Linked DNA regions of Mus musculus: regions 2 and 3 are each linked to region 1. Evidence: chromatin loops called from intact Hi-C (ENCODE). Cell type or tissue: left cerebral cortex. All regions are shown on one strand. Each heading gives the region's core, and the rest is flanking DNA. Links, peaks and the distances in the headings are about the cores only. Region 1 holds the start of Gm35835 (a long non-coding RNA gene). Region 2 has its middle 17 kb from the start of Gm36227. Region 3 has its middle 29 kb from the start of Mir125b-1.

What was found. Peaks named below come from ENCODE experiments on the same cell type or tissue, not always from the same donor. Only the 100,000 strongest peaks of a DNase experiment are listed, where the experiment ranks them.
Region 2: it touches region 1 in a loop (6-fold over the local background); 3 of 42 quality-filtered maps call a loop at or near these places.
Region 3: a loop joins it to region 1, with 2.7 times the contacts of the local background. A loop is called at or near these places in 3 of 42 quality-filtered maps.

Annotation. Positions count from the first base shown.
Region 1 is chr9:41,729,271-41,739,505 of GRCm38, reverse strand. Gm35835 (a long non-coding RNA gene) reads left to right here and starts at 2,057. Exons shown (of 5, transcript XR_379295.4): 1 at 2,057-2,385; 2 at 2,765-2,902. RefSeq lists an enhancer at 1,545-4,528. In left cerebral cortex, for the core only: no CTCF peak of the experiment used is centred there; DNase peaks (open chromatin) are centred at 2,146, 2,396, 3,387 and 3,838; H3K4me3 peaks cover 1,802 bases; H3K27ac peaks cover 2,240 bases.
Region 2 is chr9:41,931,192-41,941,426 of GRCm38, reverse strand. No RefSeq gene overlaps it. Among named protein-coding and RNA genes, the nearest start is that of Gm36227, 17 kb to the right of the region's middle. In left cerebral cortex, for the core only: no CTCF peak of the experiment used is centred there; DNase peaks (open chromatin) are centred at 3,286, 4,644, 5,123 and 5,866; H3K4me3 peaks cover 1,191 bases; H3K27ac peaks cover 928 bases.
Region 3 is chr9:41,606,070-41,616,304 of GRCm38, reverse strand. It overlaps a transcript of Mir100hg not described here. Among named protein-coding and RNA genes, the nearest start is that of Mir125b-1, 29 kb to the right of the region's middle. In left cerebral cortex, for the core only: no CTCF peak of the experiment used is centred there; DNase peaks (open chromatin) are centred at 3,713, 4,008 and 4,743; H3K4me3 peaks cover 898 bases; H3K27ac peaks cover 2,042 bases.

The DNA.
Region 1 (10,235 bases), core at 1,900-6,899:
TGCCACCTCTGGGAGTGGATATTTCAAATGCTCAAAGTGTTTTGGAAGAGTGAGTCATTTGGAAGTAGTCCTTGGAACTCTAGTTTCAGTATTTCTGCCACCATCAATATTCATAATTTACGGAGGAGCATAATCATAGACCCCTAGCTCACAGTCTTGCCACAGTAATTTATTGAGTTTCATGGGGTGGGATTGAATGAATCACATATGGAATTTCTAGTATCATACATAGCAGTCTTCAGAAATGTTTTATGAAAACACAACAACAACAAAACAAAACCTTCAACATCATTGAACCTGAAATCAGATAGAGCTGGATCATTCCTGAGCCTCCAAATTGGTGCCTAACAAGGGGGTTTATGTGGCATCTGTATGCTGAGCACTGAGAAATGAGTGTAATTTATGACAAATACATGAGCTCACTCACATAAACACACTGGCATCTAAATCTAGATGCAATCTGTGCGGTTGCTCTATGGCATCATACTTGTAATCTTTTGTAGGGTGAGGAACCTGAGAACTGCTTCTAAGACCAGGGTAGTCTTTTGAGTTTGTCTCTTGAGCCTTCTGTACATCTATTCTGGGAGTGGTCTCATTGTGCCTGAGGACTGAGTCTGTTCTCTGTGCCCACCTGGTGAAAGACTATGTCACTCATTACAGTACTTCTTTCTCTAGAGAAGACCCTGTGAGTTGAGCTTTTGAGGAGAATGGAATGGTCTTATGATTCCATTCATCCATTGCTCTACCTGCTTTCCAAAAGTCCACTGGATCATGCCTTTGTATGTTAAGCATATTTTGAACCGTACCTGCCAACCATTGTGACTCAGTCTCACAGTCTGGCTACCCTTTACAGAGTCTGCTCTGCTACCAGACAGTTTCCTATTCTTGAGTTTTCTACCCTCAAAGCCTGTCTCCCCCAGCCTCAAGTCTAGCCTTTGCCAATCTTTTAGGTTCATGTTGCTTGCTAAGGCTCAGCATGTGACAGACCATGTAGGCCTATTGATCGTCTGTGTTTCCCTATACTGAAGTTCTATTCTGTGTACCAGGAGTGACCAAAGACATCCTGAAGGTCCCACGTTCAAAAAGAATAGAATTATATTCCAGAAGACATCGCCATATGAGGACAACTTATGCTTAGAGAGGGCATAGAAGAATTAAACCTTGACTCCTGTCCTTTGATTTGGTGGGGAGTGGAATTCTCCTGCAAATGGGAAGTAGAGGAATCGAGGCATACTGTGCTATCTCTTGGCTTATGAATGAGTGACCTGGGATAGAAGTGGTCTGGACAGATATATCCTGTTGGTATAGAAGTCCTATGGAAATCAACCAAAAGGGAATGGGCCAGCGAAGGCCAGTACCAGGAGGTATTTGGTGACCAAATTCTCTGTTTTTGAGTGATGGAATCTATGTCTCTTGTTTAGAGTTGTTGAATTTTAGTGATGGTCAATATGGGAGAGAGACGGAATTGCTTTCTAGTTTTTAGAAAAAGGCAGACAGACATGAACGAGCAACTTTGACACAATGGTGGCAAGTACGTGTTTCCAATTACTCACCCTCACCCCCACCTTTGGCCTAGTAAGAGGCCCTTTCACTGAGTCAGAACAAAGGTCAGTCCCCTGACCCATCACTCCAAGGCCTTTTGGTTGACTAGGGCGGGAGGTGGGCGGTGAGGGTGGTGTGTGTGTGTGCCAATTAGGTCCCGTTGTGATAAAGGTGGGAGGGAAGTTTTCTCCCAATTCACTGACCCTTGAAGGAACTTCATCACTTTTGTTTTGAGGCTGTGTGGGGGTTGGATGGAGGCAGGGCACTCTTCCTTCATCTGTCTATAGTCAGCCCTGGAACAGGGACTGTCCTTGTCGTCCTCATATCCTAAGGATAGGTGGTACTTTAATGCCTCCTCTACATAGTTCAATCTGTAATCTCACTAAGTTGACGTTGGGATAGGAAGAAAACAATGGAAACATGTAGACTAGCTACTGGTACAATGTCTGTTTAGTTTTAGAAATCACATCTACATCCGTAAAGCATGGCAGATGTCAGCTCCACTGCCCACCACCCCTTGCCGGCTCCTCCCCTTCTTCTTAATGTGGAACACAATGAACTAATTCCATAAGAAGCAATTCAGAGAAAAGTGAAAATGTAATTTACCGGGGTTCAGCTAGGACGCCCATCTTGTTCTAAATCCAACAAGTTGATCACATGTGAGGGGCCCCAGCGTACCCTAAAATATATCCATTAATTCCCAGAGATTAAAATCCATGTGCTTAAAAACAACCACAACAAAAATACCAGCTGCCTTTTGAAAGCAAGGGCGTTGGGAAATGAATGGAATCTCATGCTCCTGCTCTGTGTTCAAGAGCTTCGATGGCTACTGTGTTACATCAGGTATGTAATGAATGACAATGGGCGAGGAATCTAAATAGAAGAGGGGTGCTTGAGTAACTGTAGTTTTTATGTTCAGGGGAGCCCGAGAGAGAAAAGCCGCATTGTACCTCGGATTAATGGAGCTGCAGGATTGCATTAATGACAGCTTTGCTTTTTAGCAAAAAGGAAGATAGTTAGGGCAGTCAAAGAGAACATGGCTAGAATGTGCTCTGCTAATTGGAAATGTATATTATCTTGAGGCGATGTGTGTGCCGGGGAGGGGGCTCGGGAGGATGTGAGGGGGAGGCACAGTAAGAGGGCTGCCAGAGAGACTGGACCCAGGATGCCCCGGATTGGGTCCTACCAGCAGGGCAGTTAAAGGGTCTTTTCTTGTTGATAGGAATGGCCAGTGCCTGGACCCCACCCTCCCCCACTCCCTTTTAATTCAATGGCTACGTGGGGGCTTCTTTGATGGAGGCTTTGAAGTCGGTGGCTTTGAGATTACTCTTCCTCTGTGACCTTGACCACCAGCCATGAGGTTAGTAGGGAAGGGGAGGGGAGGAGGAAGGCTCTGGAGCTGGAAAAAGAGAAGGAAGGAGAGGGGAGGGACAGCATTTCTGCAGCATTCCAGGACTTTTCTGATCGCTCGGCAAAGCTGAAATATGATTGCAGCCTTTGCGCCGGGAAGGAAAGAAACCATTTAAATGAAAAATTAGCTGCCTTAGCGGGTCAAGCACATAGTTACATTAATGTCGTGTAGAACAATAAATCACCTTCGATCTCCAATTGAAAAAATGCTAATTTAGCTCAGCGATTCACTGATTGTACTTTGCTTCGATAGAAATCTTTTATTTAATGCGAAGCCGTGATTTGACAGCCTCCTCTAATGGTGCTCGCAGCCTCTCAGCATCTCAGTGGAATTCTGATCATGGTTTTAATATTCCGTGCAGCTCTGCCCCCTCTGATTTCACGCTCACACATTAACGAGAGCTGACACTGGAGATTAGACGCAGACAGCTGGAATGCCAGGGCTTTGTTGCGGCATGGACTGCAGCCAACGTCGTTCAACCACAGCCAAGAGGGACCTGGGAAAGTCTTCTTAAGAAGGAGGGAAAGGCAGGGTGCGGGGCTGGAGGGAGGGTGGGAGCGGGGGATGGGAGCCCAAAGAAAGGCAAGGTACTTTCTGAAGGACACAGGATAATGGAGATTTTTCGAGGAGCCCTTTCCTCGTGGAAATTCACATTTGAATCGGTTCTGGTGTGTGTTAGAGGAAGTAGGTCATTACAGGGAAATCCCAGACTGGTTCAGTATTTTTCTTTAAACTCCTCTGAAATTACAATGGAAGGCTGCGAACGATGAATGGAAACGGGCTCCCAGTCTCAGCCAGCCGCTAGTCTGAGAAACAATGGTGATTAGAACAGGACTGCTTACATAAGGAAATGTGTGTTCTCTCTTCGCCTTGAAAAAAAAAATCACTTAGTTCCAGGTGGATAAGTGGGGAACTAGAACTAGATCTATGAGCCCGGGCTGCCTGCACAGACTAGTGACTACTACCTCGACGAGAAAGGAACTCTAGTCGCCTTGATCCGAAGACAGTGTTTCTTGAGACCAGAAATCAAATAAAGATCCACAGTTTCATCTACACTAGCAACCAGGGCTCAGCCAGTGCCTTACTGCAGAGAGGGAAGAGGAGGGCACCGCCCTAGTCTGCGATCCAACTTTCTCCTGGAGAATGACTGAGAATCAAAGTAGCCCTGACTGCACATTAACACCTCGTCAAAAAAAAAAAAAAAAAAAAAAAAAAAAAAAAGGCTTCTGCTCCCGGGGGAAAGCAATTGAGTAGAAATAACAAATGTCTTCCTTGCTAACTGTATCATCATTAATAATAATTGTACTTTGCATTTTTATGGGATCCTAGGATTCTTGAGGTCTTTATAAATATGCATGGGAGAGAGGGTGATGGGGAGGCTGAAGGATGAATAGAGACGGATGTGCCCATTCAGGATGTTAGGGTGGAGTGACTGAGGCCTGCCACCGCTGCAGGGGATTACCTGGGACTAAAGAACAGCCAGCAAGCAAGTCCCAAAGCCTCACACTGCACCTGGGCTGGTGCCTACCAGATAGATAATTCCTCTACTGACACCTATGACTCGCACCCGTGAACCTGGCTTTTGGGTGGGGGAAGGTGGAGGAACTGATCTGCCTTGAGTAACTTTGTCCTATATTTCTGACTGGTACTGTCCTTTGTCCTGGTTGGGTCACTGTCACCAATATAGCTTACAAGCTGTGTTATTGAGCATGGAACTAGACAATATTCTTATTGAAAGGAAATATGAGTTGGGACCTACTATATATATATATGTGTATATATATATATGTGTGTATATATATATATATATATGTATATATATACACACACATATACATCATATGTACATATTTGCATGCCCATATATATATACACACACACACATATATATGTGTGTGTGTGTGTGTGTGTGTGTGTGTGTATGTATAGATTTGATTCCTACAAGCAGCTCATAACTGCCTATAATTACAGCCCTACCCAGAAGATCCAATAGTCCCTGTCCTCAGAGGACACCCCCATGAATGTTCACATACCCACATGTATACACACACACACACACACACACACACACACACACACACACACACCTACACATAATTAAAAAAATGATAGATCTTTTTAAAAACTAGGAGATCATATCACAGTGGTTTAGGGCCTGTAGCTTATACCACAGCACCTAAAGCCAAGTAATTAAGAACAAATCAGATAGACGTGTTCATGAATCTCACTTCTCTTAATATCACTGTGGAGTTAGCAAGGTTCTTAGCTTTTCTAAATTTGTTGTTGTTGTTTGTGAAATACAGATTTTAATAAAATAACCCGTGGCAGAGTACCTGACTGGTAGGAGCCACTCATTAAAGGTCAATTATTACTGCTCATGTTATTTACATGAGGCTCTTAGAAGCACTCAATAGGGACACACACAGGTGAACATTGCCTAACAGACTCCTTAGTGTTCATAGTACCTGCTCATTACTGTTAAGTAGCCTGTGAGAATGAAGCGTTCTAAAGCACGCTATTGTTCTCACTACTATCTTCCTAATAGATTTACACTATACTCAAGATCCTGAAAAAAAAAAACCTCAAAGCATCTTTGAAACTATTCTTTAGAATGATGACTGGGAAGCTGGGGAGATAGCTCCGTTGGTAAGGCCTACCTTGTAAGCAAGAATTCACAAGTTCAATGCCCAGAACCCATATGAGAAAGCCAGGTATGATGGCACACAATTGTAATTCCCACGCTGGGAAGACAGAGATAGGTGAATCCCTGAGAATTGTTAGCTAGCCAGCATCACCTGATAAGGGAACCTCAGGCCAGTAAGAGATCCTATCTCAACAAACAAGGTTTGTAGTGCTTATAAAATGACACTTGAGGTACACACACACACACACACACACACACACACACACCAGTACTCTTGGTACTGTGTCTTAAACATCTTTAATTACATCACATTTCCATCCTTGGAGGATGGATTTCTCAGTGGGAGCTACTAAAAGCTGTCCAGAAGCTATCTATGTCTTATGAATCTGGTGGGCAATCAAATTGGGAGAACGATTTTTCAGAAATACAAATTAGATTTGCTTTTTGTAAACTGAACCTGACCTCAGTTCCAAGAAAGCCTTATTGAGCAAATGTAGCCATTTTAGAATATGCCTATGATTTCCTAAAAAGAGAGTGCATAGAAAGAGCTATCATTCCTGGTACATCTGTAAGGGGGAGACTGGAGCGCATTATTTCATGATCACAGCTTATAAACAGACTTCCAGGAAGGAGCTTATAGTTCCATGCAGCAGAAAAAGACACCTTGAATGCTCTTTATGTTTTATCTTTATGTTTTACTGTGCTAAACACCATGACCCAAAGCAACTTAGGAAAGGAAAGAGTTAATTTTAGCTTATACTTCACAGTCCACAATGGAAGAAAGTCAAGCAGAAAACAGAAAACAAAGATAAAAGCTGTTTATAGGCTTGCTTTTTGTTCCCTGCTCAGTGAACTTTATTAACTAGCATAGACCCACCCACCTAGAGAATGATGCCGCCCATACTGGGCTGGCTCCCTCATAGCAATCATCAATCAAAACAATCTCTCACAGACATTGCCCCCAGGTCAATCTTATTGAGATAGTTCTTCAACTGAAGTTTCCCTTCTCTAGGTGAGTCCAGGCCTTCCAGAGTTGATGAAAACCAACCAGAACAACAAGTTCTTTGCATTTTACTGAAACCTCAAGTTCCGCTGCTCTTGGTTTTGCCCTCTGAGCTTGTGTGCAGCTTTAGTGTAGAGTTCAGTTTGCTCGTTTTTTCAGGATTCATTGTTCATCTTCTGGGTTTCTGATGCTCGCTAAGCCCTCATCAGAAAGGCATACCTATCATAATAGTGAAGAGAAGAAAATGCTATTCTTGAGGGCACATGGGCATGGCCAGATCCTGGAGATGCAATGCAGCATGCTGAAGTGTGTGAACTTGTTCTTCGAACTGAGAGGCAAATGTTGGCCTTTACAGCTAAAGAGAATCATATTTACTTCAGTGTTCCTTTTGGTTCCATCACACCCTCATTCTAAGTTTCTGTGTCTTAAGAATGAATCAAACCTTGTACTCCTTTTATTAACGATAAGCACAACCAAATTGCAAATTATTGTTGGTCCTTATCTGGAGTAAGTCTTTGTCAAGGAGAGAGAAAACCTGTCCTGAATCCCACCCCAGAAAGATCCATAAACTGTAAACTATTGCAGTTTTAAAGAGTTGGGTTTGGCTTGAAGAGTTTTAATTCATAACCCGTATGTAACCCGTATCCCAGGGCTGGGAACTGTGGCAGGCTTCTGAGAGCCCTGGTGGCATCTCCATAGCCATGCTTCTCACAATTCATAAGAAATAGCTTTGACCACAGTTTTTATATAAAAGGAGAATAATTACAGAGCAGAAGAGAGGGACTACTAGAATGCTCACAAGTCTAAAGATGTGGAAGAATGCTTCTGGTGTTCAGGAAGAATTGATCATATTGAGAGCACCATCATGCCCATAGGAGATGTGGAGAGACAGAAAGCCTGAGTGGTTTGAGCAGAGGCAGGAATACTATTGTACCAGACACTACAGTTGAAATGGATTTGTTTGTTCAGCATTAGTATACAGGAAAAAAATTCAGACGTCATTGTGAGTGAGATCAAGTAGAAGCCTATGACTAAGATGGTAGAGCCTATAAACATCCTAAGTATCAATTACCTAATGGCTTCGTGGTTTCTAGACATTCCAAATGATCATGGCATCACATGCCTTAGAAGAGTGAGTCTTTACGTAGGCTTTGCACCATATACACATTTCAGGTACAGTGCAGTCATGACAGTGGCTTGTTGGTTTGCTACCACCTATAGTTATTGGGAAAGAGTTTGGGAGGTTATTTCTGTAGAGTCACCTTTATCAATTCCTCTCCTCATGGCTTTCTAGAGTGAAAGAGAAAGGAAGACCTATGGGGAAATAGGAAATCTCAGAATGCTCCCCCCACTTCCATAGAGTACCATATATGTTAATTTATGATAATGTCATGTATATTGCCTACAGAAAAGAGGCTAGAACTGCTGTGTTGGAAAATGACATTTGATGTAAACACAAGCATATCATGTATAGAATTCAAATGGTGCTTAGTTATCTTAAGATGAGAAGACAACATAATAAGATAGCTTGCTAGTAACTGAGTTTAAGGCTTATGGGTTCTGCTCTGTAATATAAAAGAATAAACTACGTGCAAAGCTACCTCTTTTTTTTTTTTTTGGTCCCACTATTGTTTGTTTCTAGCTACCTTCATCAAGCCCACAGGTTGTCTCATTATTTGGGCTTGTCCCTCAGTTGTTGCTGGAATTATTAGGGGATATAAGGAAAGTGCTGGAGGGGAGGGGAATACCATTCAGTGAACATCTACTGTGCTGGTAGCATGAGGTGTGTGTGTGTGTGTGTGTGTGTGTGTGTGTGTGTGTGTGTGTGTGTACACAGTTACAAATGTCTATAGCACATACTTTAGTCCTTAAAATAATCCTGTGTTTTGTTACTAATTAACAAATGAGGGTTTTGATATAAAAGGAGACTAATTACTCAAATGCCTACTAACTAATAGAGAGATTAAATAATTTGAACCCAGGCTCTCAAGTCTTTTTTTCTTGAGTCTAAACACATGGGGTATGTACTGGCATGGTAGGGTGAATCTGGTCAGTCGGATGTATCCTGTATCAGTCGTAACTGAGGACGGGAATTGGGTAGTAGAAATTTTGAAATCCTGAGACCACCTTGAAGAATTAAAGGTGAGTATAAATCTTTTCAGCCACATCTATGAAATGCATGGATCAAATCATGTGAAATTGCCAACATTTGACATATTTCTATTTATAAAAATGAGAATTCAAATGATTTAAGCTAATGGAAGATGTATGATTGGTCCTGAGGTGCACTCAATATGAGGATTGGAATTAAGATCTGGTGATTAAAATCAAAACAGAGAGGGGTCATTTCCCTCGGCTCCAAAAGCTACACAGTCCACAGTTCTAAGATAACTGAATTGGTAGCCCCGAGCAAAATTTGTTTTATGTGGTACTGGAGATTGAATCCATACCTTCCTGCATACCATGTAGGCATGTTACATCCCCAGGCTTTTAGAACACTTCTCTCTAGAGGAGAAAGAGGAGCTATTTCTAATTCTCTTGAAGTCCCATTGGCACTAGGATGTGAGATACAGGCTTAAACCTTTTTCCTGGTTCTTTCAAGTCATGGAGAAGTCCATAACCCATTGTTATGGACTGAGTTTCACACACACACACACACACACACACACACACACACACACACACACACACACACACACACAGATAAAGACAGAGAGAGAGACAGGAGACAGAGAGAGATGATGGTTATACCTAGTACTAGGCTCTGGATTTATTTATATAATATCATATGTAGAATATGATGATTGCAGATGTATTAGTTAACATAAAGACATACTGGAGAAGGATGGAAATAATATCCAATATGATCAATGCCCTTCAAAAAGAGATGAGAGACAGAGATATCTATGGAAAAGACAGCCAGTCATTTGATGACACAGAGTGATGTACCTGTTAACCAAGGAAAGACAAGAGTGCCAGCCAACCCCAGAAAGTGATGTATCCTTTGGGAACTCCACTGCTTTGAACAGATCGCAAGGTGTGCTTTTAAGAGTCTAGGTAGGTTCACCCTTGAGCTTTGGAGAAAGCAGGGTCCTGCTAACGTCTTGATTACAGGTCTCAGCTGCCATAAAATTCGGGTAGCAAACCTCTTCTGCTTGAAGTTGCTTACTCTGTGACACTCTATCATGGAAAGTTTAGGAAATGGGCCCATCCACCTATAGATTCCCTGCCAACCCCATGTTCTTTTATTAGGAAAATAAAGTCCTCTTGGGAAAAGAAAATAGACATTATACTTCAGAAAGCCTAATTCACTAGGCTCCTTTCCAGAATGTTCTGGAGAGTCTGAAGATTTTCTTTCCAGAACTATGAGTTTAGAGGCTGTGCCTGCAAACACTTTCTCAGCAGGAGTTTTATTGATGGTTACCTGTGTGTTCAGCCTTACTCATATCTATGAACTTTTAACCAAATGGGCTGCCTTTCCTGGAAACAGCATGGCCAGGGAGTGGGTGGGATCCTCTCTAGTAGCCACATCTAACTAATCCAGGAAGCATTCAGCAGTTATATGATCATTAGTCAGACAAAGTCATAAGTTAGCCACAAATACACTCACGCAACATTTACTGAGTATCCGCCCT
Region 2 (10,235 bases), core at 3,079-8,078, 200 kb before region 1:
CGGCGTGGATGCCATCTTAGATCTGAACTTTCCAATGTGAGTTCCCTGGTTGTCAAAGACGGGAAGAGAAGGCCGGATGAAGGACATTGTCTCTCAGCTGTCACCACTGTTCACAGTCCATCCATTTCAACTAGTCACGTGACTCCAAGGTCGTGCAGTGGAAGTTGGATAATATCGGACACTAACGGTTTCTGCTATGAACGTGAGGTGGATACAAAGAGAGATGTGGCCGCTACCCTCCATCTCTTTTCAAAACTTCAGTGCAAAACACAGGGCTCTAGGAGTCAATGAGCAGGGCTGAGTCTGGGAAAGAGTTTTGTAGACCATGTTGTTTCAGCGAAGGCAAGGATTGGTAGGTTTTGATAGGCTCTTGAACAATGGCATATTGGTGAAGAGGCGTCAACAAAACAGTGGGAAGTTTGCTTGAGGCACAGAGCACATGATTAAAAAACAGAAAATGAAATGAAACAGAAAAACAACCATCCTAAGGTAGTGATATCTGAAGGAGCATGCAGATACTAGGCCCAGGCACCCTTCATGTGTACTAGCTCATAGTCTTTTGTCCAGACCTTTTCTAAGCCAAGTTTAGTGACCCAAAGCCATGATAATGTGTGACAGAATTGGTGTTTTCTCTAGTGGGTGCATTAAACACCCATTGGAGGATTCAGCGAGGGCCGATGCCAGAAGGTCACGAAGACCATTTGCTCTGAAGGCAGAAGAGGAGGTGGAAGGTTTCAGAGCAGGGGAGCCATAGCTGGTGCCGGGCCAAGGGTGAACTCTGGGAGAGCGAAGCAGACGAGTTGGAACTCAGTTCTCTGCACAGCAGAAGAAGAGGCCACGGGCCATTAAGTAATCAAGTGTGCTCCAGGCAGGGTTAAGCCAAGTGAGAACTTGACTTGGAAGCAGATAGCTATGTCTGAAAGGCGTAGGTTTCAGAGAGAGGGTTAGATGGGGCCCTGCGATATGGCTAGGGTTTCTAAATCAGGCATCAGTCAGCTTCATTTAGCAAAGACAACTGAGGAATGTTTTGAGCAATGCCTCTTTGTCCTTCCCTGTCCCCAGCCTGAGTCTAGTCCTGTGCCCGACACACCTGTCCTTTCAAAGCCTGAGGACATTTTCAAAACAAACCCCACAGACTCCTTGCCTTTCTTTCAAAAGCTCTCCTTTTCTCTGTGAGTGATGAAATAATTGAAGTCAGGATGTTGTTTCTCTTTCTTTTCCTCTCTTTTCTTTTCTTTTTTTTTTTATATAAGAGCCATTACAAAGGTGTGAAATATTAGACACTTACGCATCTGTGAATAAGATTGTAGGCTAAAACGTGTGAGTTCCCGTCTTAGCTAATGAACCAGAATATGGTTTTAATTTTTGAACAGCAAAAATGGTCTGGCGCTTTTTTTTTTTTGGTCATCCTGCAGAAGACTTCATATTTTAATAATTCAGTGGAGCCTAATTACTTTAATTAATCACCTTCTTTTGAGAGATGTCAGTGGGCTTCATTATATTATTGTTGTTGTAGGTACTGTGGGGAATTTTAAGAATACACACACACACACACACACACACAAACTCTTCCTTGGTCACTCACAGACACTATCTGTCCTGTTCATACCTCCTGCTTCTCTTGACACACTTTTGCCCAATGACTGCTTAACAGAGCCATCTTTGGTCATTCCATGCCTTAAAAATTGCTGTCTATAGGGAGAAAAGTAAAATGCTATTTAGAGCCAGTCAATATTTTTGCATCTTTCAGAGTCATGATGGGACCGACAATAGCTTTTATTGTACAATCAGTATAATTTGCTTCCCTTACAACAAAGCATAATTAGCTTGTAGTTCACACAGTGGCAATGCAAATGTGGCCATTTCTGAAGACTGTTGGTGAAGGCTCCCTTCCTCGCTTAAATGCAGTGTCCCAGTTTGGTCCTGGCCCAGGCTCTCTAGGCATCACTAAGCAGACCTCTTCATCTGTGTGGGATTCTGTAAGTTTTTTTTTTTTTTTTTTTTGCATGAAGGAAGGACAATGCTTTTATACAGCAGCGTTAATGACACACACATTGGATGTTTAGAGGCTGGGCGTTGGCGCTGGCTTGGAATGAACCTGTGTGGCTTAACTGCTTGTTCGACTGGCTTCAGGGCTCTTCTCCTTACTGACTGACCCTTTAGAGACTGACTGCTTCATGTCGTTCAGTCTGACCTCGGACTTGCTGGGTAGCTGAGGATGGCCTTGAACTTCAGAATCTTTCCCTCCCACCTTCCCATTGCTAGACTTCCCGGCTGGTGCACTACATCCAGTTTGTGAGGTGGTTTGAGATGGAACCCAGGCTTCACCCCTGCTTGGCAAGCACTCTACCAAGCAAGCCATATCCTTCTCTTCATGTTTAAATTCACTAAAGAGAGTTTAGGTCTTAGGATTGTCAGCCAGTTCCTCCATTAAATATAAAATAATACCCAATTCATCTACACATTGAAACATAGAGGGACTCCCTTCTTTCCTTTAAGACTCCCCTTCCTCTCCTTGGCAGCTGCATGGCTTTGAACTTCCCCTTGCAGCCTGTGGCATCTTTTCTTTGCATGTTACACCCCTGGCCCCGGTCCTGGGGGCTCTGCTCAGTTAGGACAGGACCGCTAACTCTGCCAGGGAGTTGGGTTTTATGAGAACTGAGAACAATGGTGTGTGCAGCCTGCCCCGTGCTGCACTCTATCAGACTCCTGGAGACTGCAGGAAGACTTCCATTTGAGGCTCAGGCTGCAAACTTTTATTTTGAAATGCCGGCTGTCTGAAATCAGGTTTATTCAGCTTTGACTTTGGCTTTGAACTGAGGCTCACATGGTACCTGTCACCTGAAGGGTGACAATTAGGGTCCGCACATGGAGCTACGTGAACAGAGCCTCCGCTTTGTTAGGTTGACAGAAAAAGAAGGCCTGTTTAGAAATCTTTCTTGTCTCACCTCTTCCTGTTTTCTATCCGTGCACCACCCTCTATCCTCCTAAATCTGCAGCAACAGGGGAGGACCCAGGAACAGACAAGGAGGAAAAAAAATCAATATCAAATCAATTCCTGCTATGGATCCAGAAAGACTTGTGGTCAAAAACAGTCCTGGTCCTTTTGAGTCCCTTAAAATTTTTGTATTGCATCCAGAGATGGTAATTGATTGAAACTGCCTGTGGTTTTAGGAAGTGCTCCGGTTACAAGGAAAAATCCTTTTATGTTGCTGGACGGCAGCCACAAAATCTCTGAAGTCAGGAATCTGGCAGAGGTTGAGCCTCCTCCAGGGTGTAAATAAACCAGCCTGGTCTATAACCCAATAGAAGTCAATTTATTGTGTGTGTTTCAAATCACTCAGCTCAAAGCCCTGCCCAGTTATTAAAGAAAAAGGTGTGGGATACAGCTGCAGCTCAGACAATAGGTGATGGTAAGCAGCAGTGTTTGTTAGGCCCTGTAGAACTCCCGGAGGAAAAGACGGGGCCTTGCAGGCTCAGTACACCTCTTCCTCCCTACTTGCAAAGAACTGCTCAAAATCAAGCAACCAGGCATGATTGGCACCCAGAGTCACTTACTGTGCTAGCCAGGAGCCTGGGGCTCAAAATGCTTAAGTGGGTGACCATTTTATACCGCTGGTCAGGAAACCCAGTGACATTCTTTGCTGCAGTGTTCGGCCATGTGGAAGGCATTGGAACTGGGGGTTTGGCTGGGCCAGATCTTGTTACCCACTGAGATGCCCATGGCAATGTGTGATGGGAGCCTGTTCCAATGCCTTGGGCAGATAACATGTTGAGTCCCAGTTCACACCAAGAGCCGGTTCACTTACACAGCAGAAGGTTATTTGGGGTTCACTTAGTCAAGACTAGAGGAAAAATCCCAGCGCCTGTGCACCAGCATTCCTGCCTCCAGCTTTAGCATCATTGCAGACCCCAGACGGTGTGTGGCAGCGGGTTAAGGGTGTTAAACATAGGAGGCCTTGCTTGCATCTTGCTCCAGACTGGCAATGACAATGAATTATTAGAAAAACCCAGGGTAGTCGACACAAAGCTGCCTCTTAAATGCTTATTTTTTCAGCCTTGGTCCATTGGGCACCACTGACCATCCACACCCTAAGATACTCTAAAATACCCCACCTTCACAGTATTCCACTTCATTTTAACATAGCAAAGCATTAATAGTCTGGCCGAAGTGTTCTCTCTCTCTCTCTCTCTCTCTCTCTCTCTCTCTCTCTCTCTCTCTCTCTCTCTCTCTCTCTCCTCTCTCTCTCTCTCTCTCTCTCTCTCTCTCTCTCTCCCTCCCTCCCTCCCTCCCTCCCTCTCTCTCTCTCTCTCTCTCTCCCTCCCTCCCTCCCTCCCTCCCTCCCTCCCTCTCTCTCTCTCTCTCTCTCTCTCTCTCTCTCTCTCTCTCTCCCTCCCTCCCTCCCTCCCTCCCTCCCTCCCTCCCTCCCTCCCTCCCTCCCTCCCTCCCTCCCTCCCTCTCTCTCTCTCTCTCTCTCTCTCTCTCTCTCTCTCTCTCTCTCTCTCTCTCTGTTTTTTTTTCCTGGTGGCCTCCCTCCCAACTCCATCCCCTTCCATCTCATTGGCTCCAGACAAGTACTGGGGAACCAATGAGATTCCTCTTCTTCATTCATGTCCTAGCAACAAGCCCAGTTCCAATCTTTCTCTGCCAAACTAACACCTGAAAAATTACATCATGAATAATGGCAAAAAGCAGCAAGGGCCAGAGAAGGGCTTTTTTTTTTCCCCCTTCAACTGTCTGCTGCAGAGTTCATTTAAGGTGTTTTCGTCTAGATTCTTAAAGCAACAATGTCCTAGGTTTTTGCTGATCTTTTTCAGCATACATACATACATATATATATATATATATATATATATATATATATATATATATATGCTGTTATCGAATGAAGTAACAGCTTTTGAAGCTAAATAAAAGGAAAACATTTTAATGGGGTTCACTGTATAGCCGTCCACACACACCCCTCCCAAGTCTGCGTTTAGAGGAGCGGAGGGGAATTAGACTGCTCTCCTATATTCTTAAGGAAAGGACGAAATTGGCCCAAGCCTCACAAGGCAGCACATCCACCCACTGTTCAACACAAAAAAAACGTAGTCCCCTTCCTGGCGGTGCCCCCTGCTCTTGTTAAATATCCCCTAGGCCCCTTTCATTACTCTTTGGGGATAAAGAAGCCATTCTTTATGAGGATCATGGAGCCAGGGAATGAGGTACCTGGAGAGTCTTCCCCGGAAGTGAAGTTGTATAGGGTATGCAGAGTGGGGGTGCTTTAGTGCGTTTAGTTCCGTACACGTGGGGGCAGCGAATGCAAACTCGTAGCTGGGGAACCACCACAGGGACAATGACATCCAGATGACCTGGGCGGGGGCGGGGGGTGGGGGAGAGGAAACTGAGAAAGAGAGGTGAGGTGATGTGGTGTGGGCTTGCAGGAGGATGATGGGGGAGGGGGATGGAGGCCCTGGAGGGGGTCGGGGCTGTGAATGGAAAGGTCCACCCTTCTAGGCATTTTTCAAGTCCCAGACGCCGCTTCCGGCTTCCCCCACCCCACCCAGTCTAGAGCAGACGCGCGCGAGGAGACTCAGACACAAAGGACCACAGCCCTGCGCAGGAATCGAAGGGGGAGGGGAGGGACACCTGCCCGCGTGCACGTGCAGGGGCGCAGCCAGGGAAGACCCTGTGCTCAGTCTCTTGCTCTCCCCTGCAGGATCTATGCGTGGCAGGATCTGGCAAGGGCCCCAGGAGTCGGCTACAGGGGGTGCTTGGCTGAAGGAGCAGAAAATAGGTCCACTGGGTGCCTGGCTCCCTGATAGTGTTTGCTGATCTCCTCAGCCATAGCCTTGGCAGCAGGTGGTGCCTCCAGACAGCCTGCCTGGGTGCTTGTGAAAGCGAGTAACTGCATAAATTCTGCGTAGGAAAGAGAACCATGCCAGCGAAGGGACTAGGTGGAGGAGGGAAAAGGGTTTGTGGGAGCTTGCTCTTCGGAAGGAGGTAGAGTCGGTAAGCTCATAGTCACTCCCCCACACAGGTTACACTAATGTTCTTGCTCAACTGCTGCCATGGCGGGTGCGGGAGGAATCACCGAGTGGCCTGAGGGGCTCTAGGCAATCCGTGTCTTTTTATCTACCTACCAGGGTTTCAGCCTGTTTTCCTGGGATCCAAGAAAGAGACCCAGGCTCGAAAGCATCCCAGCGCACAGTGCAGAGAATTTGGATGATGCTCTGATATTTGGGAGAAACAGGTGGTCGTTCAGCTCAGTGAAAAAGTCACCAGGGGAAGGAGCCCCACAGCGGGGTCTTCTGTTGCATCTTTCTTGGGCAGGGAGGTCTAAAGCTGTGGGATCCTGTCTCCTCCCCAATGTCATTGTTAGTGACAGAGGGAGGTGTTGCAGGTATGCAGGGGTGGGGTGGGGTATGGCTTCCACAGAACTCAGTCATGCCAGTGCCAGCATGATACCCTCCTTGGTACTGGGCAGCAACCCTGGGTTGGGGTGATATTCCTACCTCGAAGGTTTATGTCCCCACACCACCCGGGGCCTCTGTAGTATAACTTGTTTCTGAATCCCCCCTCCCCCCTCCCCCCCAGCCTGGTTCCTTGTCCTTATTGTCCTTCCTGGGACAGGATTCTTCTGGCTAGGCTTTAAGAGTTGGTTTTCTGAGCAGGAGTGATGGCTCAGTGGGTATGTGTCTGACCTCAGTGCCCCCACTGCAAGATGAGGATCTGAGATAGAAGAATTCCCGGGAAAGCTCATGAGCCCTGTCACACAGAGCATCGAGCAAATGACCCTGTCCCAAACAAACTAACAACGCAAGGTTTTCCTTTAACTCCACAAGTGTGCCTGCATTCTAACACATGAACACACACACCAAAATGACATTATGCACACACATACACACACACACACACACACACACACACACACACACACACACACACACACACGGAGAGACAGAGAGAGGCAGAATCAGACAGAGACAGAGAAATTGAGATTTTAAAAGTTGGTTTCCCCCTGGGCTCTGTTCTGGGCCCCGCTTCCTCCTCATGTTTTTGCTTTTGACTTCTCATCCTCTTGTAGGTTTTGATGAGCCCCACTATTATTGCCTACAGCCCCCCAGTAAGGTGGAGTCATAGATCCCTCATCTTCTCCGTCCTTCTGTTTCACTTCTTGGCGGTATTACTACTCTTTAAATAAAGAATGCTTTTGTCAGAAGAGTTGTCCAGGCCAGAAGTTTGACTGCCATTTTGGACACATGGTGGATGCCCTATCCTTCACCCCCGATCAGTCATGAAGAACTTTGGCTGTTGCCACGTATGTTTCAGAGGTCCCCCTCTCCCTTCCCCACTGCCAGCAGCCGAGGACAAGATGCCAGTTTTCTCAAGCAGCCTCAGATCAGTACGTGCAGCTCCTGCTTAGGGCTCCTCGGTGGCCTGGACCTGGCTTCCTGCCTTTCATACTCTGTCTCATTTTTCTTAGGGCTTCAGCACACTAAATTTCCTTCATTTCCTTGAAAAAAATGTTTCCCTCTTCTACAGCGGCTTTGTAATGTGATACACACCCTTCCGCTGGGTACATCCATCCCAAAGTTCCCTTCTTTCTCATTTGGACTCAGCCAAGCTCCCTTTCAGAGGATCTCGGGGCTGCTCAGACCCTTTCCCCATAAGAGCGCAGACTGTACTGCTCAATAACAAACACCGGCTCCCTTAAAGCACTGCGCCCTAAGAACAGGACGTGGTGCTTTCTTTGTCATGGTCACAAATGCCTAGGGCATGGTAGATACTGAAACATTTGTCAGCATCAGAATGTCTTCCAACCGTGTGCCACCAAATGTTTTGATGACCAAGATTTATTGCTACAGAAAAATGTGGAATAAGGCAAAGTCAGTGTTTAAATCCAATTTACACCGTCTCCTTTGATTATCTAAAGTCAGTGTTACTGAGATATGAGTCACATATCCGTGATGTGCACGAAATGAACTCACGCAAGTCTGGGAGGACGGCTCATTTGGTAAAGCGTTTGCCACAGTAGCGTGAGCTCCTGAGTTTGATTCCTTAAAGCCAACAAGGACAAGAGCTGGGGACAGCGGTGCATGTCCGAAATCACAGCTCTTAGGGTGGGAATCAGGGGTGGGGAGACAGGAGAATCCTGGAGCTCGCTGCTCTTTCAGTCTCACTAAATGGGTGAGTTCCAGGGCTAGGGAGAGAGCACATCTCAAGAAAATAAGGCAGAAGCTAGGTATGGTGGTGCACACCTCCAATCCCAGCACTCAGGAGTCAGAGGCCAATGGATCTCTGTGAGTTCGAGGCCAGCCTGCTCTACATAGTGAGTTCCAGGATAGCCAGGGCTTCATAGAGAAAGCCTGTCTCAGGAAAAGAAATAGGCAAAACACTTGAAGAAGACATGGGAGTTTGATCTGTGACTTCTACATGTACATACACACACACACACACACACACACACACACATACACACTTGCACACACATGCACACACACAGTTCATTTAGATGTATATTTTGATGAACTTTGATTAGTGTGTGTACTCTTACAAAGCACTACCAAAATAAAGAAAGACATGACCATTCCTGTCATCTGCTGTGTCCCTTTGCAAGTCCCCAGCACCCCTTGGTCTGTCCTCTGTCCCTTCATGAGTACAATCATTGCTATGGTGCTGGCTGCTGTAGAATTTCACATAAACAGAATCATGAGGTCAGTACCATTTGTTTGGGGAATATTTCTATTTGGCATAAGGTTTTTGAGATTTTTCAGCATCGAGAAGTACTCATTTGTCCAGAATGCCCATGCCATGCTGTCATCTAACTATAGAGAGGCATTTGGTTTATCTCCAGTTTGGGGCTGTTAAGTCAACATCAAACATTTCTGTATGAGACTCTGTGTAAGGGTGGAGTAAGATTGGAAGTGTGGCATCATTAGGTCTTCGTGTACATCAGTGTGTCTCTAACACATTTTCCCGAAGTCCCATTTTATTCTCCTATGGAATCAAATAAGCATTCCCGTGATTCTGCCTACTCGCCAAGACTCAGCCCGTATGTAGTGATGATTCATTGTGCATTTAACTTTCATTTCCACATTTACTAATGAGGTGATCTTTTCCTGTGCACACTGGTCATACCTCCATCTGCTGGGTGTCTATGTTGGCTGCTACTTTGTTCCTCTTCCTGTTTCTCTTCCTGCTCCTCTTCATCCTTCATTGCCAAGATGTAAAAGCTTTTCACTTTGGATACAAATCTCAATAAAACAACACTTTGCCCTCCTCCATCCTGATTTATAGCTTTCCTTTTTTTATTTCCTTAACAGTATCTTTCAAGGAGCAGAACAGACGATTTTAATTTGTATGGAATTTTTATCCTTTGGATACGTTTTCTTCTTCCACTTCCTTCCAGGGGCTTTATAGCTATAAACTTTGGGTTGAAAATAACGACCCATCTTGAGTTGCCTTCTATGTTCAACGTGGAGTGAAAGTGGAGACTTATAGTTCTTTTTACTAGGGAACCAGTCATTTTTTTTTTGTTTTTGTTTTTGTTTTTTAGCATCATTGTTTAAAATTATTTTTCCCGCTTTTATCCTTGGCAGTTCAACTGTGTGTTAACTTTCTAAAATGCTGAAAACTCAACTGACTACATGTGGATGAATCCCAACACCACTCCCACCCCCAAACTGGATCACTGTCTGCTCGCCAACACCACACCCTGATGTTTAGTAAGCTTTCTAGTGATCCTAAGATCAGACAGCATAGTCCTCTAACTTGTGCTTTATCCAGAACGATGTTACTGCATCGCCAATCCTTTGTATTTCCACGTAAATAGTTAAATTTGATGGTCAAGGGTCTGGAGAGATGGCTCTGCGTTTAATACCACTTGCTGTTTTTCTCAGAGAACTCAGGTTCAGTTCCCAACACCCACATCAGGCTGCTAACACCCTGCTGTAATTCCAGTTCCAGGTGATCTGACATCTTCTTCTGGCCTCTTCATACACCATGCAAGCACCTGGTACACATACATACATACATACATACATACATACATACATACATACATACATACTACTACTCACACATAGAATAAAAGTACAACATTAATTAATTTATCAAACCCATCAATAATTAATATTTTCAATTAAATTATTTTGATAATAGAGATTCATTTGAGAGAGACTTTTATATTAACATTCCAGTTTCATCCATGAGCAAGGCACATGTTGGCATTTGAGCTTTCTCTAGTTTC
Region 3 (10,235 bases), core at 1,836-6,835, 120 kb after region 1:
CTACAGCTATTGTAACCAATTGCCCAAATGTGTGTCCAAAACTAAGATTAATTCCTTGTCACACAGTTCTGGAAGCCCTAAGTCTGAAATCAAAGTGGTTCCTGCTTTAAGGGCTCACAGTGAGCCAGTTCCATGTGTGTCTTCCAACCTCTTGTGGCTAGTAGAAGTTCCTGCTTCTGGGTCCATACGACCTCCCCACTGTGTGCCTTGTCTCTCCATAGTCTCTTAGAAGGAGTTGTGTTATTGGACTTGAGACCCCTTGTTATCAATGAAGCTCTTCTTTTGAGAGCTCCTCTGTGCTATAAAGTCCATAAAGATCTTCCCGAACAATGTCTCATCATGGGTTCAGGATAGATCTTTAGGTAAGTCACTGTGGACTTACAGGTTTCATAAGATCTATGTCAGTAGGTTCTTTTGTTCCCCAATGTATTATAATCTCATACTTAGACATATAATTGTGATACTATAGGCACTTTCAGTAGGTTCTTTTTAATGATCTTTTGTCTACTGTCACCCTGACCTATCTCTTATTCTTTGGTTTCTGTCTGGCCATTTTAGCTTTTAATGCTATACTGGAACAACCATTCAGAGACATTTTAGCTTCGCCTCTTCTGTGTGTGTCAAAAAGACAAGCATGGTGATGATCAAGTGATCTTAATATGCCTGGTAGAAAAATCCTGTTTTGCTTAAGTTCTGCACAGACAGCTGAAAACTCATTAATTTAACTGCTTCTGGAACTGTTTATAAATTCTGAAAGAATGCCTTACTGGAGTGCTCCATATCGCTACACTCCTTAGGTGTTTTATTTGTAGGTTTTAAAGAAGTAAATAACAAAGAGGAGGCAGTAGGTCTTTCAAGTGATATAACGTGCCTGGTTTTCCAGGGAAACACTCCCTATTACGTGTGGTCAATTTCCATGGAACCAGCCATTTGGTGTAGTGAGAATTTTACCCATCCTGGAATCTCAAGTTAAAAAAAAAATCCATTGTAATATCAGTATATAGCTGTTTTATGTTTACTCCAGCTGTCTCTAGCCCTTTGCTATTTCAGCATTAAACTATTCCATGGCATTAAAAGATACATTCCCATCACAACAACAATAAAAATACAATGACTACATTTTACAAGAAAGATATTTTATTAAGAAATTCATAGGTATGATTCCGTTTTTAAAAAACAAATTAGAAGTGGAAGCCATGTTTTCCACTCCGGATAATCCTATGGATCCCTGCCTTCTTCCTCATTCAGGGTCAAGGTGTGGCATCGTTTTGCAGAAGACATCTGCCAGCTTTAAGCTGTGTGGGGTTTGTATTCTGTGTCTATCATAGGCACCTCCTTATTGCATCTGGGCTTCAAAAATAGAAGCTTAACTCAGAGGGAACTAGCCATGCAGTCTCCTAGCAGTAAGAACTGCAGTCTTCTGAGATACACAGAGGCTCCATCCTCAGCAACCGCCTTGTGGAGTTGTAGCCAGTCTCCTCAAATACCAACACAACGCCTGAACAAAGTAAACCCCACTCCAGGAGTGCCGAGCTCCCGCCATGGAAAATCTCTTAGTGTGCTACTGGAAAGAGAGAGAAGGAGATGTCATAGAGCCCCAGCCATGTCATCAACACTTGCCTTCAGACCTGTTTGAGGAGAGTGACTTACCACCTTGTTGATTCCTTATAGAACTTCGAAGGGTCACCAACAGCTTACTCTTGGCTGTTGAAATACCTTTTAATATCAAGTCCTGCGTATTATTGTTTCAAAGAAACCAAAACCTACACTTCTCCTTGTGGATAACAGCTCTGGTTTCTACAATTTTCCATCCCTAAACCGACTTGATCCTTTTTAATGGTGCTCATGCCCTCAATCAGGGCTGTGTAAACAATCCATATTACAAATTTCATGAAGACACATGTGAACATTTACCAGGCTTTGGGGAGACATTCCCCAGTTTAAAATATCTAGGTGGATTTTCTTTCTTGGAGCTTATCCGGTCCTAGTAACAGGCAGAGAAAATATTTCCCGTGCCTGTGAGTATTTGGGCCTTTCTTTGTGTGCCTCGATCTTTTCCTTCCATAAAGGAAAAGTGGCGTGCAGTACACTGGGGGCTGAGGGGGGTTTGCAGAAGAAAAATGATGTGAGCAGCAAAAGCCCTGTGGCTGGAGGATCAGATTCCAAGCAGAATTCATTCCTACACTTCCAGTCGTGTGAAAGCGGCAGCCGGTGTTCCTTTTCACTGTATCTGCTCACTTAATTGTTTCTGTCTGTTCATTTCATTCTTTGTGAAAACATTAGCCTAAGGGACATTGGAAGAATCAAAAGGTAGGTTTGAAGTTGAACAGGAAATGAACAGTGGTATTACTGCGGCATTAAAAGAAAAGCTGAGAGCCAGAAAGAAATAGGTACAATTTTAAATGCAACATGTCTGTTCTCTTGTTGTTGTTGGTGGTGGTAGTTTTTATTCTGTAAAAGTCAAGATTAAAAACAAAACAAAACCAAAAAAAACACTTCACAGGCCCTGTGTTTTTACACTGCTAGGCATCTAACAGATGATCTAAGGTATGTGCTAATGAATTTAGCTTATACACGATGAAAAATCAAGAGATTTTGAACTATTATGCAGGAATTTATAAAACCCTGGATGGATTTCCTGACTGCTATAATTATTTAATTCTTTCAGAATTATCCCTCTCCACCCCACAAACCTCCTCTTGCCAAAATTATCAAGATAATTAAGGAAGGAGTGGGAAGGTCAGAATCTCAACCATTTTGAATACCAAGCTGACCAAATAATTCTGGCTCTCTCTGCTTCATTTGTAATGGAATAGTACTTGCTTCTGCTTGGTGTCATGTATGTGCGAGCTGCATTTGATCTCTGGCAGGAGACAGTCTTCAGACGGAATGGGATTTGTCCTCACTCCGGTTGGCCACGCATACCGCAGCCAGTGCGGTTGAATCTTGCCTAGCACTGGTTATGCTAACTGCCACAGCGTTACCAACTGAAGATGGCGTATAGACATTGTCCATCTTCTTCCTGATCAGACACAAAAGAGGAGAGATTCAGACACCACCCTTTGAGGTCACAACTTAGGAGACTGCCCCTTTTACAACATTCTTCACCTTAACAAGGAAACCAAACAATTCCAGGAGGGCAAAGCAAGCCATCAGCAAACTTGTTTAAAATGGCCCAGCCGGATACAGACGTTTTAAGAGGTGAATAATGAGGTGGAAAATATCAGACTTGAAAAAATAAACAAAAGCCTAGGTGTTTAAACATACAAAAGTCATGAAACCATTTATTTTTGGAAGTACTTTGGATTCATTCAGGTGGCCGTAATGAGGACTAGCCCAATAATAAGTAAGAGCCCTTTCCTGCCTTTGAAGAACAATGGATTCGTCGTAGACTCCCATTTGTAAAAGAAACAATCCTGATTTTATATGTGATTATCTCATGAAAAGACTGCCACAGTTTGGAATTCTTTTGTTGGCACCGTATTTCACAGACATTGCACACCTGGAGAAATAATTTAATCAGTAGTTAGATTCAATTATTCATTGGTCATACACAGCACTCATCAGTTTTAGGAGCAGCAAGACACAGGAACTGTTGCTTATAAAAGGGGAAAAGCTGGCTCGGTTAGCTACCTTCATAGAGATCGTTCTCCGTGGAGAATGTAATCCTTCGGCGGTTTCTATTCCTGGAATGGACTCAGTATTTGTGGTGGCAGGGAGTGGGGGTGTAACACCAGTTATGGGTCTGAAATGGGAAAAGCAAAGCAAAGCAAATGGACAAATTGCACGTTAAATACATTGAAGGGAGGGGTTGTATTTTTACAGGTATCAATTATCAGCGTTACAAGTAATAAATAATGCTAAATAAAACATGTAACTAAACGGGCATTAAAGGGCCTTTACGTATATAGAAGACAAGAAAAGCTTTTTTCCCCCCTTCCTATGCTGCAGACTGCAGGCATTTCCCTCTGCCTCTGTCAAGTGCAATTCTTTCTTGATGAATGACAAGGCAGGATAATAGGCTGTGGTCACCATGGCAACCAGACAGCAGCCCTGTGTGCCTAGCATTTTTTTTTCATCTGAAAATGAAACCAGAAGCAAAGAAAAGCTGAAAATGTAACCAACAGATTAACTGATACAAAAAAAGAAGAAGAAGAAGAAAAGAAAGAAAGGAAGAAAAATAGGGACAAAAAGCGAAGTTAGATTACAAGCAATTAAATTACAGTGGCCCAGTCCTCCCCAGCCTCTCCCGGTCTCTCCCACACAACAACCGGATATTTCAAAACACTATTTGATGAACGTGAAAAAAAAATGTTTTGTTATGCTCTTTTTAAATCTCTTTTCTCCAAAAGGTTTTCTTTCTTTTTTAAAATCTAGAGATCACTGGGGTCCTCGACTCTGTTTTTGTTTTAAGTCAGTTAATTTCATTAAACATGGCAGTTCATTGAGCTTTATGTGTTGAGTTTGCTCTGGAATTTCTAAGTTCCTTTCCATGGTCCTTTCCTGGGACTCTCCAGAGACCATAGGCTGCATGTGCAACAGTTTTATCTGCGAGGGGCGGGGGGCGGGGGGGGGGAGGCTGGGAGACCTAGAGCTGAGCAGGAAGACAATTCCCTATTTGCCCCTGTGGTTGTATAGGCTCCAGACACTGGATGCTGGCTAACGAGCATTCCTCTTCCCTGGAGCTAAGAGAACACTACAGATCTGCTCCATCTCAGGGGAAGGTAGCCAGCCACTTCAGAGTGTTATGTATTCTGACTGTTTATTCCATCTCAAAAATCTTCATTGCAGTTTGTCTCAGAGATGTTTCCAGTCTCTACTAAACACACACACAAAAAAAGCAAGAAGGCAGACCTAAAGGAGTGTGCCCTGAGAGTGGTTGTACTTACATTGGATATTCGGTATAGGCTAAGAAATTTCAGCAGGTAGAGAGCAAACACCCCAGCAGGAGCTAAGTCTTGTAACTTCAGAAGATGAAGCACAAATTAAACACATCTTGGGACCAAGATATTTGGTATGAGTCCTATCTCAGCCCTTCCTTTGGTGATATGATAGTGCATATCAGGGCTTAGCATCAAAGAGCCAGTTACTAACTTCTCTGACCTACTGCATTTTTTTTTAAATCTCTAAACAGGGCAAAGCGCACCTACTCTACAGGAATTCGAGGGCTTCTGAGCTCATGAGATTCTTCCTTCTTGTGATCAGAACATGGACATAGCTGTGTCATGTATGTTTGTGCTGTGTGTATGAAAGAGAGAGTGCACACACCTGTTTCGGAAGGATGTGGATTAAATAGGTTATCCCACATGGGGTACTTTGAAGATATGAAGTCACTTATGAAAAGGCAAGTTGATCACCCAGAGATGGCACAAAACTGTCTGAGTCCTAAGACCTGACTCCCCCACCTGTCCTAGGCCACAGAAAATGACTGATCAGCTCTGGACCCCTCATTTGGGACCTTTCCCTTGATGGAAATGAAGGCTGAAATAAAGAACGAGGCCCTCAGAGCAGTTGACAGATGTTAGCTAAAGCACCAGGCATCCGGATACTGACAAGTGTCCAAAATGTGCCGGTGCCGTCCTCCAAAAATTTCCCCCTCACATGCCCAGTGGTTGCACTGGCCACCCACAGCAAGGCCTAATAAATCCTTCCTTTGTCCTCATTTCCCCAACACACACAAATACAAAGTAAACAGTTGGATCAAAGCTTTTAATGTGCTTTGTACTGTTTTATTTGAAAAGATCAGGTCTGATATTTGAGAGGAAGGGTCCATCTGGCTGGGCTGAGCTCAAGAAGCCTCAGACAAATTGTAAACAAGACCAGGGCACAAAGTCTTTGCGGCCCACAGCCTGCTGCTGCCACTTCAGAGCTGACTCTTCTGTGAGCTGGGTTTCCCTGAGCTCATGCAAAGGGGGCTCAGGAGGGCGGAAATGAGCCCTCTCCATTTCTAGCTCACATATTGCATGATACTACTATGGCTGGCTGTTTTTTTCTGAACTTCTATATGCCTAAAATGATGTCTGTCAAAAGGTTCAGAGTTTGTAGTAGGAACAATTCTATGATTTACACCCCATTAAAAACTATAATTGTTCAAAGAAACCCTTTAATAATGAGAGTTAAAAAAAAATCTGAGGAATAAGGAGGAAGGGATAGGAATAATTGCTTTATTAAGTGTGATGTATTCCTAAGGAAGTTTTTCATTATTTACCACTTTTGGAACACCTGGGAGCACACTTACCTCATCTTTTTCCTGGACAAAAAATAAATAAAAAAATTATCACATTCAGTGTTCTCACTAGCCATGTGTCTCTCTGCAGCGAGCACCCTGCAGATGGGTCGTGGTCAGCTTATTGCATTGGCACATCCTCAGGTCTTAACAGAATGCTTGGCTCATAGTGGACACTTAAAAATGTCTGCCCATAAAACACATGAGCTATGGAATGATACTGTAGAGTCTGCCTTCAGACTGTAGTATTCCTACCAACTCCTGATAGCAGGCAACTTCACTTTCTGAGCTTGAGTTCCCTTCCATGAAACTACCCCACCGTGTGTGTGTGTGTGTGTGTGTGTGTGTGTGTGTGTGTGTGTGTGTGTTATCACACGTGTGTATATGCGCACGTACCTGTTACTATGCATGTCCATATGTATACAGATGACAACTTTAGGTGATGTTCCTCGGGCACTATCCTTCTAGTTTTGCTTTTGAGACAGGTTTCCCTATGACTTGGAGTGCGCCAATTAAGCAAAGCTACTTCACCAGGGTACCTTAGGATCCATCCCGTATCTGTCTCCCATCGTTAGAATTAAGCGAGTGTGCCACTGTGCCCAACTCTTTCACTTGGGTTCTGGGATCAAATGCAAAGTCTCCTACAAAAACTCAGTCTCCCTGGACCCAGGAAGAAAAGTCTTAGCTAGATTGTTGTGGGTCCTAAACAAGACACATGTGAAATGTGGGTGGGTCTACAATGGCTACTTGTTTTATTTTTTTTTAACTCAATGTCTTTCAGTGACATTTTGGATGAATTGCTTCCATGCCAAAAGATTTTTTTTCTGAGTCCCTGGAGGCACATGTGGAGCTGGGAGAGAAATGATAAGTCCACAGAAGTCTCACTCCCCCAGTGTTGTAATGTGAACCTATTGTGATGAGCAGAGACACAGAAAAGCAAATGTTGTCTTTGTCTAGAATGGGGAAGGTGGGACATGGTGGGAAACAGAACAGAAAATGAACATAGAAGCATGGCATTGCAAGGGCTAAGGGACCAAACATAGATGTGTGATGTTCAGACATAGTCAAGGGATGACGTTCTATGTTTGAGCATCTGGTGAATAGACCATAGATGGCAAATTGATGTACACAGTACTAGCTGGTATCAAAGATAGAACTGACATTTGGGCATTTATTGAGCAGCTATTGCATATGAGACAATGAATATATATATGTGTGTATATATATATATATTCATAAGTATATATGTGTGTATACATATATATTTATTATCTAATATATATGAGTATATATCCATATATAAAAATATTGATATATGTAATATATCATATATACTCATTATATAGAATTTATATATATACACATATATACATGTATATTTATATATGTGTGTACATATTGATATACACTTATATACATATATGTAAATTCATATATGTGTATGTTTATATATGAATGTTCATATATATATATACATATACAAATTCATACACACACATACACACATCTTGGCTTAGACTGTTGTCTCAGGCCCTAGTGGAACTGTTGGCATTTCTACCCAGCTGCTTTTGCTTACTGGCTCCATGACAAAGCATACTTCTTAAAACTTCTTGTGGCTGCTTCCTCATCTGTATCCAAGAGGTCACTAATGTCTGTGGTCATGGACTTACTCTGTGCATACAACATTTGGAAGGCTGGAGAGGTGACTTGGTGGCTAAAAGCCCTCTATGTCAAAGCAAGAGTTGCTGAGCCCAAGCCCCCAGCATTCATGACCAGCTGGCCATGACTGCACAAGCCTGCAACTGTAGCTTTTGGAGGGGAGGAGGTAAGACAGGTGGATCTTGGGAGCTTGCTGGCCAGGTGAAATGGCAATCTGGCTTAGTGATCCACTTTGTGGCAAAAAAGAAAATGGGAAACACTAGAAGTCTCCCTCCATCATCCTTCAGCTTCTGTCTTCAAATCATGGGTGTTTATACCTGCACACAAGCATACATATGCAACATAACACACACACACACACACACACACACAATCTCATGGCATATATGAACAGCAAGGATTCATTAGGTTGTTACTGCTGCAGTGAAATTTTTCACTTACTCATTCTTTTTAAAAGTGAAAGAGTCGATGAACCAAATGTCAGTTCCATCTTGGACAGAAAAGAGTGAGGTTTGGAAATCCATTCCGTCACTTACAAGTTTTATTGTTCTCTTCTGAAAATAGAAGTCAGGAGTCCCAGCTCTAAAAGATGGATGAGGAGCCAACCATTTATTTCAAGAGGTCAGGACTAAACCAACAGTGATCATGCAAATGCCAAGTCTTTAACTGAAGGCAAAGTGCTTGTCATATAAACACCAGGACTTGGTCTATAGCCATACTATCCCAAACACTGGATGTCCCCCACAACCAGGGATCAATGAAAACATGTGTGCTGGAGGTCACATGATCAACACGGCCTTCCCACCTCCACCTGTCCAGTCCTCTCTAATTTGCAAGCCAGCTACAGGAGACTACTCCTCCACCCGGACATGAACCATTTCCAGATACCAATTCCAGCTCTCTTAGATAGCAGGCTGTTTCTGCTTTGAATTATAATCATATAGTCTCCACTTTTTATCCTCCACATGGTGACAAGTTCCTCCTTTGAGACCATAGTTCCATTTTGCTCCTGTTTCCTGTTTCTAGTACCATCATCACCATCATAGTGTGTGTGTGTGTGTGTGTGTGTGTGTGTGTGTGTGTGTGTTTGACACCTATGTGGAATAAAACATGCATAAAGGAAGGAAGGAATGGAAAAGCTAATTTATCTGTCTTTCCTATAGTCAGGCTTGGTTTTATAATGAGACCAAGCTGACCATAAAGGTTAGCATTGGTAATAGTGACTGTGAGTTAGCACTTATCAATACTATGAGCCAAGAATGAACCAAGACCTAGCAGGGTGAGGCAGTGGTGAATGAAAGACTCATATCTGCACAATCACCATCACTCCCACCACCACCACCACTGAGCCCAAATAGCCCGTTCATGGAACACGCATTTGTCAAGTCCCAGCCCAAATATATAACTGCAAACCATGAATGATAGAGGAAAAGACATTACCTCAAGTTGTGGGAAGACAAACAAAGGGAGAAGATCTAATTGGGGGCAGGTCATGGAAGACTTCCTTGGGGAACTGATGTTTCAATTCAGATCTGAAATGATGATAGCAGTGACTTACGGAGAGTGCCGAGGCTTGATGGCAGAGGACTGAACAGAGTGGCCATTAGCGGCATCGCACCCTGCAATCCGTTTCTAAGACTGTGTGCAGATGAACAGTGGACTGCCATCCATGCTAATAATTCTGAATGTGTGTCAAAGAAAGGGGAGGCAAGCCATTAGAGGAATGGTTGAGAGAAGAAAGTGATAAAGGAGGAGAGAGATAAGACATGCCGGTGGGGGTGAGGAACAGCGCAATGAATTAATAATAAGCCTGAGTATGTAGAGAGAGAGAGAAAAAAAAAGTAAAAATGAGGTGACGTTGAGGATGTCATTAGTTTCCCTTGTGGACATGACAAATAAACCCTTTAAACCTTTATCTGTGACTATTTTGCTTTTGCAGTTTAACTTTCTGCATTAGAACTTGAGAAAAGAAAATCCTTGTGTGCTTCCATGTGACAAGGCACATCTGTATCCACACCCTGAGCCAATGTGAGATCATTGGCCCTAGGGGGCAAGGAAGGATTGGAGTCCAATGAGTAACAAAGGTTAGATGGGACCAAAGGTCAGAGGTGAGGCCAATGCCTTGGTGTCTTAGGCTCCAGCTAGATTCGGTTTATAAGCACAGTTGTCCTTGCACTTGTGCAAATAACCTGGATTGTGGGATGTGCTTGGACAAGAAGAAGGCAGGTAGAGTTGTGTTCATAGTTGCTAGGGTCCTTTTCCAGTAATTAATAGCTTAAGAATTAAAAATGGAGACTGAGAAGGCACAGCAAGAGTACAGAAACAGTCCACTAAGAGTTTCATATGCCTG